Linked DNA regions of Homo sapiens: all the other regions are linked to region 2. The links are chromatin contacts, found by Hi-C or POLR2A ChIA-PET in ENCODE. All regions are on one chromosome and are shown on one strand. The core of a region is the stretch at or near the end of the contact, and the rest is flanking DNA. Distances in the headings are between cores, read along the strand shown. Region 1 overlaps SORBS1 (sorbin and SH3 domain containing 1). Region 2 overlaps SORBS1 (sorbin and SH3 domain containing 1). Region 3 overlaps SORBS1 (sorbin and SH3 domain containing 1).

Region 1 (3,896 bases), core at 360-2,859, 99 kb before region 2:
GGGGAGGACCTTTCCAAGTGCTGCCAATACAACTCTCTGATCATGGTGGCTCTGGAGAGAAGGTGACTTGACTTTTCAGATTTGAGCAGAGGAAATACTAAAGTATTTCTTTACCCCAGCAGAGCACATCTACAACTTTGTAGGGTTTTGAGTCTGTAGTGAGATATTTTAGATTAGTTTCTCCCTTTCATTCTTCCTGCCTCCCTCCGTTTATTGAACACCTTCTAAACATTTGTTGAGCAACTTCTGCATGGCAAGCTGAGCTAGGGGCTGAGGTTTCAAAGACAAAATCATTGCTCTCAAGGAGTTGTCTCATAGGTAAACAAGATGATTACAAAGCTGTGTGATAAGTACTAACAGGTAAGTACAGGGTCCTCTGGGAGAGGTAGGAAGGAACACCTGGTTGTGTCTGGTGGGAGGAGGTGACACCTGAGCTGGAGCTGGGATGAAGGGAAATGCAGCAGGTGAACCAGCGTCTTGGAAGGCATTCTATGCAGAGGGTGGTAACAGCGTTCATTCTTGGAATAAAAGAGTTCATGAAGACTTTCTATGTGACAGTGGTGATGCAGAGATGGATGGGACCCAGTCCCTGCCCTGCAGGTGTTCACAGTCAGGTGAATAGGAAGTGGCAGTGCAGGTGACAGTGTTTGGGGTGTAGACAGAGTTCTGTGGCAAGAAACACAGGGGCCCTGCTGAATCCAGTTATTGCTATTCGCTTATCAGTCTTCCTTCCAGGGGACCTCTTTTGCAGGTTCTTTCATTGGGAAGAGGCTCTGTTTAAGGACCTAGCTTGCTGTCTGCTGCCCTAGGGGCTGACCATGCTCTTCAGCAATTTGGGTTATAATGTGAGGCATCTATTCTTATTTCTAGCTTTCTTCCTTGTGGAGCCATTATTGGACTTAGGAAGTTGGACTTGGGCAAGTCACTGCACTACTTTGGGCTTCATTTTTCTTACTTACAAAAATAGCCCATTGGACCAGGTCAGCGTTTCCTCAAGAGTTGTCTAGGGACCACCTACCTTTGAAAGGCATGGGGTGCTTACTGAAATATGGAGTCCTTATGGGGCAGTGCCTTTTTTGCGTTCATACAGTTAACCTTTTTAGGGGCTGGGCCTGGGGTTCTGCATTTATCAAGCACTCCAGGTGATTCTTAAACATCTTAGAGTTTTGGGACCTCTGGGCTACAAGATTTCAACCTGCAATCTTTTCCTCCCTAATCTCCTCAGCTGTATGTCTACAGGAACTGGACAATAAAATGTTAGCTTTTTGAATGTTTTATCGTTGCAGTGATGCCCTCGGCAAACTGCTTGGTAGTTTAAGTGTCCAGAATCTTGACAGTGTATGCTTATGAACTGTTTCTGCAGGCTGTTTTTGATATTCCTTAAGGAAGAAAAGCCTTGTTAACAGGCACCTGAATGTGGCTGTCAGAATCTGTTTAAGAGCTGAATCATGACAGCAAACACTCATCTCAGCCTTTCATCTCTGGCTTTGGAGTATATGACTGGCTTCCCTTTTCTGAGTCATTCTCTCTTGGCCTCCTACATTCTGAAGAGGTCATTTGCATTGTCTAACATGGGAGCCAAAGGTTTCAACTTCTCTGACAAATGGAATCTCCGCTTTGGTTCCAAACTGACCGTCTTTGTAGGGTCCTCCAGGGAGTTCTCAGTGTTTTAATAGCTGCTGTGTGGGTTCTCATTTGTTGGTACTGTGGAAACAGTTTTTTTTTTTTTTTTTTTTTTTTTTTTTTGAGACTGAGTCTTGCTCTGTCGTCCAGGCTGGAGTGCAGTGGTGCGATCTTGGCTCACTGCAACCTCCACCTCCCGGGTTCAAGCGATTCTCCTGCCTCAGCCTCCTGAATAGCTGGGATTACAGGCATGTGCCACCATGCCCAGCTAATTTTTGTATTTTTAGTAGAAATGGGGTTTCACCATGTTGTCCAGGCTGGTCTGGAACTCCTGACCTCAGGTGATCCACTCACCTCGGCCTCCCAAAGTGCTGGGATTAGAGGCGTGAGCCACTGCGCCCAGCCAGAAACAGTTTTTAATATACAAAGTAAGTAAATAAAGAGTCTTAGGCTTTATATGGCTGCCTGGGAGTCTTCCCCAGTTTCTTATCCTTTCCCCTTGGAAATCTAGTGCCTCTAAGACTTCACAGTGTTGGTGATGTTGAGAAGCTGTTGCCTAAGAACCATTCTCAGGATGACCCCTTTATATCATTCAGGTGTGAGTGAAATGGATTTTGGACAAGGGCTGGGCCAGGCACAGCACTGTGTTCTGACCCGTTACGAAGAGGTAAACCTTGACAACTGGTATCCTAGACCTTAAAAATTAAAAATTTTCATCTGGGTCTTGGTTCACTCCTCATTCTATTATTCTGTGTTTTGGTTTTCCTTGATGAAATCAATCTGTAAACACAGCTCTGCACTAGTAAATTTTAATGAAGCCCTCGACATTACCCAGGTGGGGGAAATTCAGAGCTATCTTTAAACAATGTGGTAGTTGCAGGTACACACCCAAGAAGGCAGAGAAGGGCATGAGCCTTCTCTGTATTCTCCAAGGGTCTTGCATAGTGTTCTGCCCACAGTGGGTGCCCAGAAAGTGGCTGTTAGAAGAATGGACTTTTAAAAAATAATAGACTGATAATTAAACTGGCAAAGGTATGGAATTCAAAGGGTGGCTCAGTGTGGTTTTGGATTTGCCCTTGGTTCTTCCTCAAGTTTAATTTTCATGGAGATATCAATTAGATGCAGGATTAGTTGCAATGCAGAATGGCAGAGAGGGGAAAAGGCAGACGTCGTATGCATTTTAAGTTCTTGGGTACATCTGTTAGTTGTTTATTATTTGCCAGTCACTTTGTTAGACAATCCCAAGAGGTTGACAAACCACTTCCTTTTGTGTCCAGGGAAATTGAGGCTGAGAAGTGCAACAATTGGTGTAAACTTATGTAGTGAAGCTATTGGCAGGCTTGCTGACCAGTAGTCAAGAAGGATTCATAGAGTGCCGCCTCTCTACTGGATCACACAGGAGTTAAATTTAGCTTTGTGAAAAATATTAGAGGTGATGGAGATCAACTATACATTGTCTTGGGGTGTATAGTTGCTTTGTGACATTTCTGTTACATGGCTATTTGGCCTCTGCTTGCATCTTTCCAAGGACAGGGAGCTCACTACTTATTGAGTCAGTTCATTTTATTTTTTGAATTATTTTAATTGTTAAAATTCTTAATTAATTAATCATTTTTGAGACAGAGTCTCACCCCGTTGCTCAGGCTGGGGTGCAGTGGCGTGATCTCGGCTCACTGCAACCTCCGCTTCCTGGGTTCAAGTGATTCTCCTGCCTCAGCCTCCCGAGTAGCTGGTATTACAGGCACCTGCCACCATGCCTGGCTAATTTTTGTATTTTTTTAGTAAGGACGAGGTTTCCCCATGTTAGCCAGGCTGGTCTCGAACTCCTGAGCTCAAATGATCTGCCCACCTTGGCATCCCAGAGTGCTGGGATTACAGGCATGAGCCCCTGTGTCCGGCTAATTGTTAAAATTCTTTCATATGAGCTGAAATCATCCTGTAATACAGTTTTCTCATTTAGAACCCATGTCACACTAGTTTTTACACCCCATGATTCATTTCGTCATTCAAACGTATGTATTGAGCACCGACTGTTTTAGGTTCAGGAGGAATACGAGTAAACAAGATAGATAAGGTTTTTGCCCTCTTGGAATTTAGAGCCTGGTGTTAGTACAGTGGAAAGAAGATTGAACTATATGTCAGAAAACCTAAGTATAAGCCAAAGAATTTTACAGAAAGAAAGAAAAGAAGAAGTGAAGATTATATAACACTTATAAACTTGGCTAAGACACTTGAGTATCAGTTTTCACTTCATTTAACAGAGGACATTATCC
Region 2 (3,857 bases), core at 23-2,522:
ATATGATATGTAGGATGGAAATGGCCAGACCTAGCATCCTGGAAACTGATTTTCTTCCTTCCCAGCTACCCATAACAGGTGCCAGGGCACATGCTGGTGGATGAGGCCAGGCTAGGGTTTGAGCACAAACCCCTTTCTGGTGATGTTGGTCCCCGTGAGGGCTTCTTTGTCCTTAGGCTGAGGGCAGGCCCGAGCAGCCCACAGCCCTAAAAGTCAACAGAGTAGCTTCTTGGTCCTGCATCCCTGAGCCCAGCCCTGACTCCTGACCCGCTGGAAAGGTGGGGGTGAGGAGAGAAGGCAAAGTTATTTTATTCTAAGGCTAACCTCATCCAGCCTCTCCAAGCCTAACTGGGACGACCCACTTCCAAGCTAGAGAGCATTTGGAGAAGAGAGAATCCTAAGGGATGATGCAAAGAGAAAGGCTTTAATGTGCAGTCCCCTGGCCCAGTCAAATAACCTTACAAACCAACTGTCCCGTCCTCTGGCAGCAAATGGAGGTGGTGGAGAGGGAGCTTGGAGCTCCCTCTAGTGGTTACAGTGTGGCATTGACGTAGAACACAATGCCCACCAGGTGTACGCCTGTGCTACCAGTACCGTGTGTGGATTTGTTTTTTTTTCTGTTTCGTTTTCTTTTTTTGAGACAGGGTTTACTCTGTTGCCCAGCTTGGAGTACAGTGATGTAATCATGGTTTGCTGCAGCCTCGGCCTCCCGGGCTCAATCTGTCCTCCCACCTCAGCCTCCCAAGTAGCTGAGGTGCACGTCACCACACTTGGCTAATTTTTGTATTTTTTGTAGAGACAAAGTTTCTCCATGTTGCCCAGGTTGATGTTGAACTTGTAGGCTCAAGTGATCCACCTGCCTCGGCCTGGCAAAGTGCTGGGATTACAGGTGTAAGCCACCATGCCCGGCCCCGTGTGTGGATTTGAGGCACTTTTGGAAACACTCTCTTGTCCCAGAATACTTTTGTGTCTTACAAATTTCTACCAGCTAATTTGGTGAAAAGAAATTTCACCACATCTTTTTCACCAAACCATCAGCAGATTGTTTTAAAATGCAAATACTGTACTCGGAAGAATTAAGGGATAGTTATCAGTCATTCACACCTTACAGTAAGTTCATCTTTGTAAATTGAGATCATCGAATCCAAATAAGCATACATTCATTCAGCATTATCTATGTGCCAGGTGCTGCATGAGTCACTTGGAATTGTGATGAGAAAGGAGGAAAAGAGAGCAATTCTAGGTGCATTAGGTGAGGGCAAAAGGCAGTATGTTGCAACAGGAGTCAGGTGTGGACTTGTAGTCAGCCATCTTCCTTTCGGGCTGTGGGTAAGTCCTAGTGACTTTGAGCCCATATCAAGTATGAGGAACTTGGGCCAGATGCTTTCCAAGCCTTTCTAGCTCCAGAATGCTCTGCGACCTTAGGAAGTTTGGAAATTAGCCTAACAAATGGAATCCCTTTGATTGGTGATAAATTTAAGATGGTACAGGAGGGCAGTTTGGATGAAAAGGAACAAGCTGGGTTTGAGTAGAGGAAACAAAGAAAAAATCCACGTGCTCATTAAGTATACAACGCAGACTAGAATAAGTTAACACTGGGGAGTGGGCTTAAAAGAGGATGTCAGTAAGCCGGGCGCAGTGGCTCACACCTGTAATCCCAGCGCTTTGGGAGGCCGAGGTGGGCAGATCAGTTGGGGCCAGAAGTTCGAGACCAGCCTGGCCAACATGGTGAAACCCCGTCTCTACTAAAAATACAAAAATCAGCCAAGCATGGTGTTGCACGCCTGTAATCCCAGCTACTCGGGAGGCTGAGGCAGGAGAATTGCTTGAACCCGGGAGGTGAAAGTTGCAGTGAGTGAGATCATGCCACTGCATTCCAGCATGGAAGACAGAGCAAGATTCCATCTCAAAAAGAAAAAAAAAATGAGGATGTGAGTATAGGTAATTCAGAAATGGTAATCTTGTCCCCTTACCATGCTACCTATTGGCTAACATCCTGCTGGCTCTTGACTCTGACAGTGTCCATGTCACCCTCCGGACTGACAACTTGCTGGCCCATACCAGTCTATTGTCCTATCCTGGGGCCTAGGAGCCCCTGGGCCTTCCCTGGCTTCATAAAAACAGTTTTCAGCAGTATTTGCAGACAGCCAAGCCCAGTCTGGACTGGGAGCCCAAGTGTGAGGTAGTGGATGGCTCTTGCCAAGGATTGCTTCCTACTCCCAATGCCTTTGCAGATAGCTAATGTCAGATGGCGTCTGGCTCCCTCCCTTCTCACCAGGGACAGCATTTGTCCCCCAGCTGCTCTGCCTGCTTCCTCTCTGACTTGCTCCCTGTTTGCCACCTTCTTCAATGCCTATAGGTGTCCAGGTTGTTGATTATTTGCCTGGACTGGAAGGTCCAGTCCCTACCTGGTCCCCTGATACCCACATTTCAGCAGTGCCCCCTATTTCTAGTCCTTGTCCCAACCCCCTCACCTGGGAGAGATGATATAGTTCTGGTTTCACACAGTTCTCTACTGAGGCTGAGCACTGCCACTTACTGTCTTTGCGGTATGGACAAATTACTCCACCTTACAGGGCTTCAGTTGCCTTATTTGTAAATTGGAGATGACCATAACAGAGTTGTTGAGATTAAATGAGCTCTTTCTTCTTCTTCTTTTTTTTTTTTTTTTTTTTTGAGATGGAGTCTCACTCTGTCACCCAGGCTGGAGTACAGTGGTATGATCTCGGCTCGCTGCAACCTCTGCCTCCTGAGTTCAAGCAATTCTCTTGCCTCAGCCTCCCAAGTAGCTGGGACTATAGGTGTCTGCCACCACATTCGGCTAATTTTTTTTGTATTTTTAGTAGAGACCAGGTTTCACTGTGTTGGCCAGGCTGGTCTTGAACTCCTGACCTCATGATCCACCCGCCTTGGCCTCCCAAAGTGCTGGGATTACAGGCATGAGCCACCACACCCAGCTAAATGAGCTCTTTCATGTCAAGCATTTGGCACAGGCCCAAAGCAAGTGCTTTTTAAGAGTAACCATTCTAGTTCCTGCAGGTCAAGAGGCTTGTTAAAGATTTGAAAGAATTTCAGTTTGAAGCCATGAGGGCCTCACCCCTAGCATGGTGGCAATGGGAGTGAAGAGCAGAGGCTGAGGTCAAAGTGTCTTTTGGAGAATGAAATGACCAGGGCTCCTTGTGGTGTATTTAAGGACCACAGAGAGGTAAGACTCCATGTGGCCCAGGAGATGCCTTCCCTGGTTGGCTAGGAGAGTAATTGTGGCACTCATGGAGTTGGGGGGATTTGTGAAGAGTGCTGGAAAGAATGTTGAATTCCATCTTTTGACATGTCAAGTTTCTTGGCAAGGGAAGGACTTCCAGGAGAATGTTTCTAATGGGAATTTGGAAATTTGGAGTCCAATGTGTGGATTTGGAAGCCATCTGCATCCACATGAACTTTGAGAGAATGGAGACATTCTCGGTGGAGTGACAGAGAGAGCCCTTGAAATTGCCCAGTTAACACTCATTCTCCAGACTCCTCCATTCAAGTGGTGGCTTAACTCAAGATCCCTGACCACAGCTTCCCGATCAGCCTCCTCATCTCTGAATGTGGACCTTGGTTTTTGGATCAGAACCATCTGAAAGGAATGGCAGTAATCTTAGTACCGACTCCCTGCCCCCAGGAGAAACCTCATCACCTTATCCCTGCCTCCTGACCTCATTGCCACACCAGGTCTGAGCGTTGGCCATGTTGGTTCAGAGTGACTTGATCATGTCCCAGGTCAGGGTGTTTTCACTCCAGACAGGGAGCCTGAGTTGGTGGTGAGTGTGATACAAAGCTTTCTGTCTGGTATAGTCTAAAGATCTTGTGGCTTG
Region 3 (4,314 bases), core at 1,175-3,674, 71 kb before region 2:
TAAAGAGCATCTTTTCTGAAGCTGGGCCCAGCTGATCTGAGTGGTGACATTTAGCACTACTAGGCATTAGCTTCCAGCATCCACCACCTCTTGCCACATGCCACTGTGAGTGTTCATGGACTTTCTCCTCTTCTCTCTGCAAAAGAGAATTCTATTGTCTATTACTCAACTTTCCTAGTAACACTACCTTCTAAGGAGAAGTTTCTCTTGGTTAGTTTAGTGCCTGGGCCTTTTTCATATGGAGTCAGGGCAATGAGTAGAGGCTGAATTAGAGAACTAGGAAGTAGGGATGGTCAGAGTGTTTGTGTGTGTGTGTGTGTTTGTGTGTGTATGTGTATGTGTGTAAGCACCTACTGGCATCTGAAAGGGCCAATACTTGTAGGTGAGAAGAGAGAATGGAGGCCAAAGGAGAGGAGGAGGGAGAGGCAAGAAGTGTTTATCAGCACAGGAGATGAAAAGTAAAAGGAAGTTTCCAGAGGAGCTGTCTGTGTTTAGGATATCAAGTGGTAGAGAAGGAGAAAGGATTTTGAAGATACTTTCCTGTGCATTGGGATTTTGAAGATACTTTCCTGTGCATTAATAATTTAATTCCCTCCTTTTGGTGCTCCACAAGAGATCCCCTAACATTTTAAGTTAATTTTTATTATGTTTGAGTTGGATTGCTTGCTTGTATGGCCACCAAGTGGACACTGGGCTACATGGAGACCCAGTAATGTTCAGGCGACACTGGTCTGTTCTATCTGGGGCATAGAACAGAGGATGGTGAGGCAGTAGAATGTGAGAAGCACACTCTGGAAGGTGAGTGATGGGGGAAATGCTCTGTGGCAGGGGGCCTGGGGCTGATCTGCTGGAGTCAGCATGTGCTTGGTGTTACTTCATTCTGCACAAATCCCAGATCATTTTCCTGTGTTAAAAATAAAGAAATATGTCAGAGTTCTCAGATTCAGTGCTTATTTACTTCATACCCTATCTTCAAAAATAATTTGAGGCAGTTTGAATTTAGTGGGGAAATGTGGCAATTCATTCAGACTGTATTTTTTCCATAAATAGAAAGGAAATTTGCGTTGAGAAGGAAGAAGAGGTTGAGTTTCTAGGCCACATTTTACTGACAGAAATATTATTGGGGAAGGATATTTTAATTTTTGTTCTCCAAGAAATTGCTCTTTTGTACTGCTTTGAGGTGGAGGTGGTTTAGCACAGAGAGGATTTTTAAACCAAGGGAAGGAGCAGTGACTGTTTGGCTTAGATAAAGAGAGTGCTTTCTTCTGTCTGTGCCTCCTGGAGTCGAATCGATCTGTGTGAGCTGCCTGTCCAACATTCACGTTCAGTGAGATGACTTCTTTGAGTGGCTAAAGGCCCCAGAACAAACAGCCTGCTGGGACTTGCAGGTCTGTGCATGGAGCTTCTTCCTGTCGGCTCCTAGAAGGGCAGAGCAATGCTTCTGCGGAAGAGTAACATCCAGAAGACTGACACTCAGAATGTTCAGGCAAGAGTACCAGTCAAAGGCAGAAAAAAAGACCCGCCTGGTACTGCTGGTAAGTAAATAAGCATCGCAGTCTTATTTACTTATTATTTGTTTATTTTTTTAGAGACAGGGTCATGCAATACTGCCCAGGCTGGAGTGCAGTGGCTGTTCACAGGTGCGATCATAGCACATTGCAGCCTTGAACTCTTGGCCTCAAGCCATTCTCCTGCCTCAGCCTCCCGAGGAGCTGGGACTACAGACCCACACCACCATGCCTGGCTTCAGCAAGGTCTTTTTAGCCCAGTGGCCAAGCTGTTGGTTACCTTGAAATTGTCCATATTTTTTGACTACCTTAAGGGGCCTTGTGTGAGGGCAGAAAATATCAGCTGCCTTCTGATGTTTGAAGCAGTGCCCAGGGCAGATGGTGATTCCCTGCCTAGGTTTGAAAGATCTCAGGAAAGCAGCCATTTGCTGGGAAAAGGCCTGTGACCAGTTCCTGGTGTCTCAACAGGTGGGTCACACCTGCCTTGTTGAGGCTGGTCTTTCTGACTGGCTGGGGAGGTCCCCAGGGAGTCTTGCCGATATTGGTCACAATTTCTCAGCTGTGTCAGTGTTTCTCAAAGTGACTTCTAGACCCCAGGCATCAGGATGTTCTGAGATGCTTGTGGGAAATGTGTATACCTGGACCCATACCAGGTGGACAGAGTCTGAATCTCTGGGAGATTTGGGCTTCCCAGGTGATTCCTTTTACCCTGTAGATGGAGAACCACTGTCCTACTTGCTGCCACTGTGCAGAACTGGACGTTGTGGTTAGTAAATTTGAAGCCAGATGATCTAGACTCAAATTTTGTGTCCTTAAGGAAGGCGGGGAAGGAAGAAGGGCCGGCAGTGTGCAGGTGTTGAGTACCAGCTGGGAGAAGATGCGTGGTTAGTGCTTCCAGCTCTCTTCTTTTATGTGCGCTCAGCAGCAGCCCAGGGTGTGGATGTTATGCCTGTGTACAGGGGAGGAAACTGAACATCAGAGATTGAGAACTCGTTTAACATCATAGAGTTGGCAGGTGGAAACCAGCATGGCCAGCCTTCTTGCGTTTTTAGTTATGACTGTAATCCCCACTCTAGAATGATGAGTGTCTCCTTGAGTCTGGCTGTGCAGTAGAAATATGATATGAGCTACAAAGGTAATTTAAGACTTTCTAGTAGCCACGTTAAAAAAGTAGAAACAGACAAAATTAATTTTAACAACACTTTTTTTCTAACCCAGTATATCCAAAATATTATCATTTCCATATGTAATTGCATAAAAAAACTCTCAGATATTTTACATTCTTTTTTAAAATTCTGAGTCTTCAAAATCCAATGTGTACATGACTCTTACAGCACATCTCAAGTCACACTAACCATATTTCAAGGGCTCAGTTGCCACCTGTGGCTAGTGGCTGGAGACGTATGTCCTACCCTGCTGTCCAGGTAGCCAGGGGTCAGAGTTTTCTAGATCACTGATTTCCAGGCACCCCAGGATGGATTCATGCTGGGCAGACTGCATGGGTGTCACCTGAGGAGAGGATATTAAAATTCCTCCATCAGGCTGGAGCCCCAGGTGATCTTTTTGTGTAACCTGGTTGGAAATGGCTATGCTAAAAACATTCACTGGCAATTTACTTGGGTTGTCTGTGACTATGCCCGCCCCCTTTTCAGGGACAGTTGCATTCCAAGCACGTTCTCCGGGAGTGGGTGGGGTGGTGGGGTGGTAAGAAAGGTGGGGGAACGCACACCCTAAGGGTCTTTTCCCTGCCTTACTAAATAGAACTATAGTTTCAGTGGAGAAAAGAAATCCCGCTTATTTTTCTGGTTGTGATCTTGCATAAGGGGTGGAACCTTTCCTTTTGATGGCTGAGAGCGGGATCCTGTGTTCTCAGGAAAGGTGAGATGAAAGAACCAACATACTTAGGGGAGAATGAGATGTTGTGTACTTAAGCTGTGTTCTTTTCCAGTGGTTTGATTTTAAAGTTTATTTGCTGACATAGTAAGAAATTTGGTCCAAAAGAGAGTCTGGGAGTCTAAACCTCAAATGCTTCAGAGGTCAGGCAGGTAGCACGAGATGAAGGGTAAGAGATTGAAGACCAAACTGTTAGGAATGTTCTCCGCACTCACAAAAATGTTGTGGTCTTCCTTTTTTCTGGAAACATAAGACTCTTGACCTTTCATTTTCCTGTTTTTGATAGATAAATATTTATCTTTTGTAAGAGAAAAACCAGTGCATGCAACTGGGATCAATGGCAGCCAACACTCAGCTTTGGCGTTAGGGAGATGAATCGGAGAGCCTTGGCCATTTACAGGGCAGCAGCTACTACCCGGCTCCATCCAGTTGTTATCCTTGAGGCCCTGTGTTGCCAGATCCTGTTATTTTTAAAGAGAAGCCACATTTTGAAATTATAAAATGTTTGGCTTTATAAATGTTATTGTAATTTAAAAATCATTACAAGGCCGGGCATGGTGGCTCGTGCCTGTAATCCCAGCACTTTGGGGGCTGAAGCTGGCAGATCGCTTGAGGTCAGAAGTTCGAGACCAGCCTAGCCAACATGGTGAAAATGTATCTCTACTAAAAATACAAAAATTGGCTGGGCGTGGTGGTGGACGCCTGTAATCCCAGCTAGGGGAGGCCGAGGCAGGAGAATCACTTGAACCCAGGAGGTGGAGGTTGCAGTGAGCCAAGATTATGGCACTGTGCTCTAGCCTGGGCGACAGAGCCAGACTCCGTCTAAAAAAAAAAAAAAAAAAAAAAAAAAAAAACATTATAGACTCACAGGAAGTGGCAACAAATGGTACAGAGGGATCCTGTGTGCCCTTCA

The links. Hi-C counts contacts between places; a loop is a spot of excess contacts on that map. ChIA-PET counts read pairs that join two places held with the same protein, here RNA polymerase II (POLR2A). Pooled maps may share reads with other maps.
Region 1: a pooled map shows a loop between it and region 2 (2.1-fold over the local background). The contact joins two enhancer-like sites. A Hi-C loop is called at or near these places in 3 of 168 maps with a recorded cell type or tissue (ascending aorta, dorsolateral prefrontal cortex and sigmoid colon) and 8 of 50 pooled maps. POLR2A ChIA-PET finds 5 or more read pairs at or near these places in 3 of 52 experiments (Panc1, activated CD4-positive, alpha-beta T cell and naive thymus-derived CD4-positive, alpha-beta T cell).
Region 3: a pooled map shows a loop between it and region 2 (2.2-fold over the local background). The contact joins two enhancer-like sites. A Hi-C loop is called at or near these places in 2 of 168 maps with a recorded cell type or tissue (ascending aorta and dorsolateral prefrontal cortex), 1 of 37 single-sample maps with no recorded cell type and 9 of 50 pooled maps. POLR2A ChIA-PET finds 5 or more read pairs at or near these places in 4 of 52 experiments (H1, WTC11, activated CD4-positive, alpha-beta T cell and 1 more).

What each region holds. Positions count from the first base shown.
Region 1 is chr10:95,526,769-95,530,664 of GRCh38, reverse strand. The region is part of intron 1 of SORBS1 (sorbin and SH3 domain containing 1); the gene reads left to right. Among named protein-coding and RNA genes, the nearest start is that of SORBS1, 33 kb to the left of the region's middle. Within about 2 kb of position 1,609, at least 3 of the 41 ENCODE cell types and tissues checked have a DNase peak (open chromatin) inside an H3K27ac peak, as active enhancers do; they include ascending aorta, where a contact is called at or near this core.
Region 2 is chr10:95,427,231-95,431,087 of GRCh38, reverse strand. All of the region lies in intron 6 of SORBS1 (sorbin and SH3 domain containing 1), which reads left to right. Among named protein-coding and RNA genes, the nearest start is that of SORBS1, 130 kb to the left of the region's middle. RefSeq lists enhancers at 117-617, 729-818. Within about 2 kb of position 1,272, at least 9 of the 41 ENCODE cell types and tissues checked have a DNase peak (open chromatin) inside an H3K27ac peak, as active enhancers do; they include ascending aorta and dorsolateral prefrontal cortex, where a contact is called at or near this core.
Region 3 is chr10:95,499,005-95,503,318 of GRCh38, reverse strand. All of the region lies in intron 1 of SORBS1 (sorbin and SH3 domain containing 1), which reads left to right. Among named protein-coding and RNA genes, the nearest start is that of SORBS1, 60 kb to the left of the region's middle. Within about 2 kb of position 2,424, at least 6 of the 41 ENCODE cell types and tissues checked have a DNase peak (open chromatin) inside an H3K27ac peak, as active enhancers do; they include ascending aorta and dorsolateral prefrontal cortex, where a contact is called at or near this core.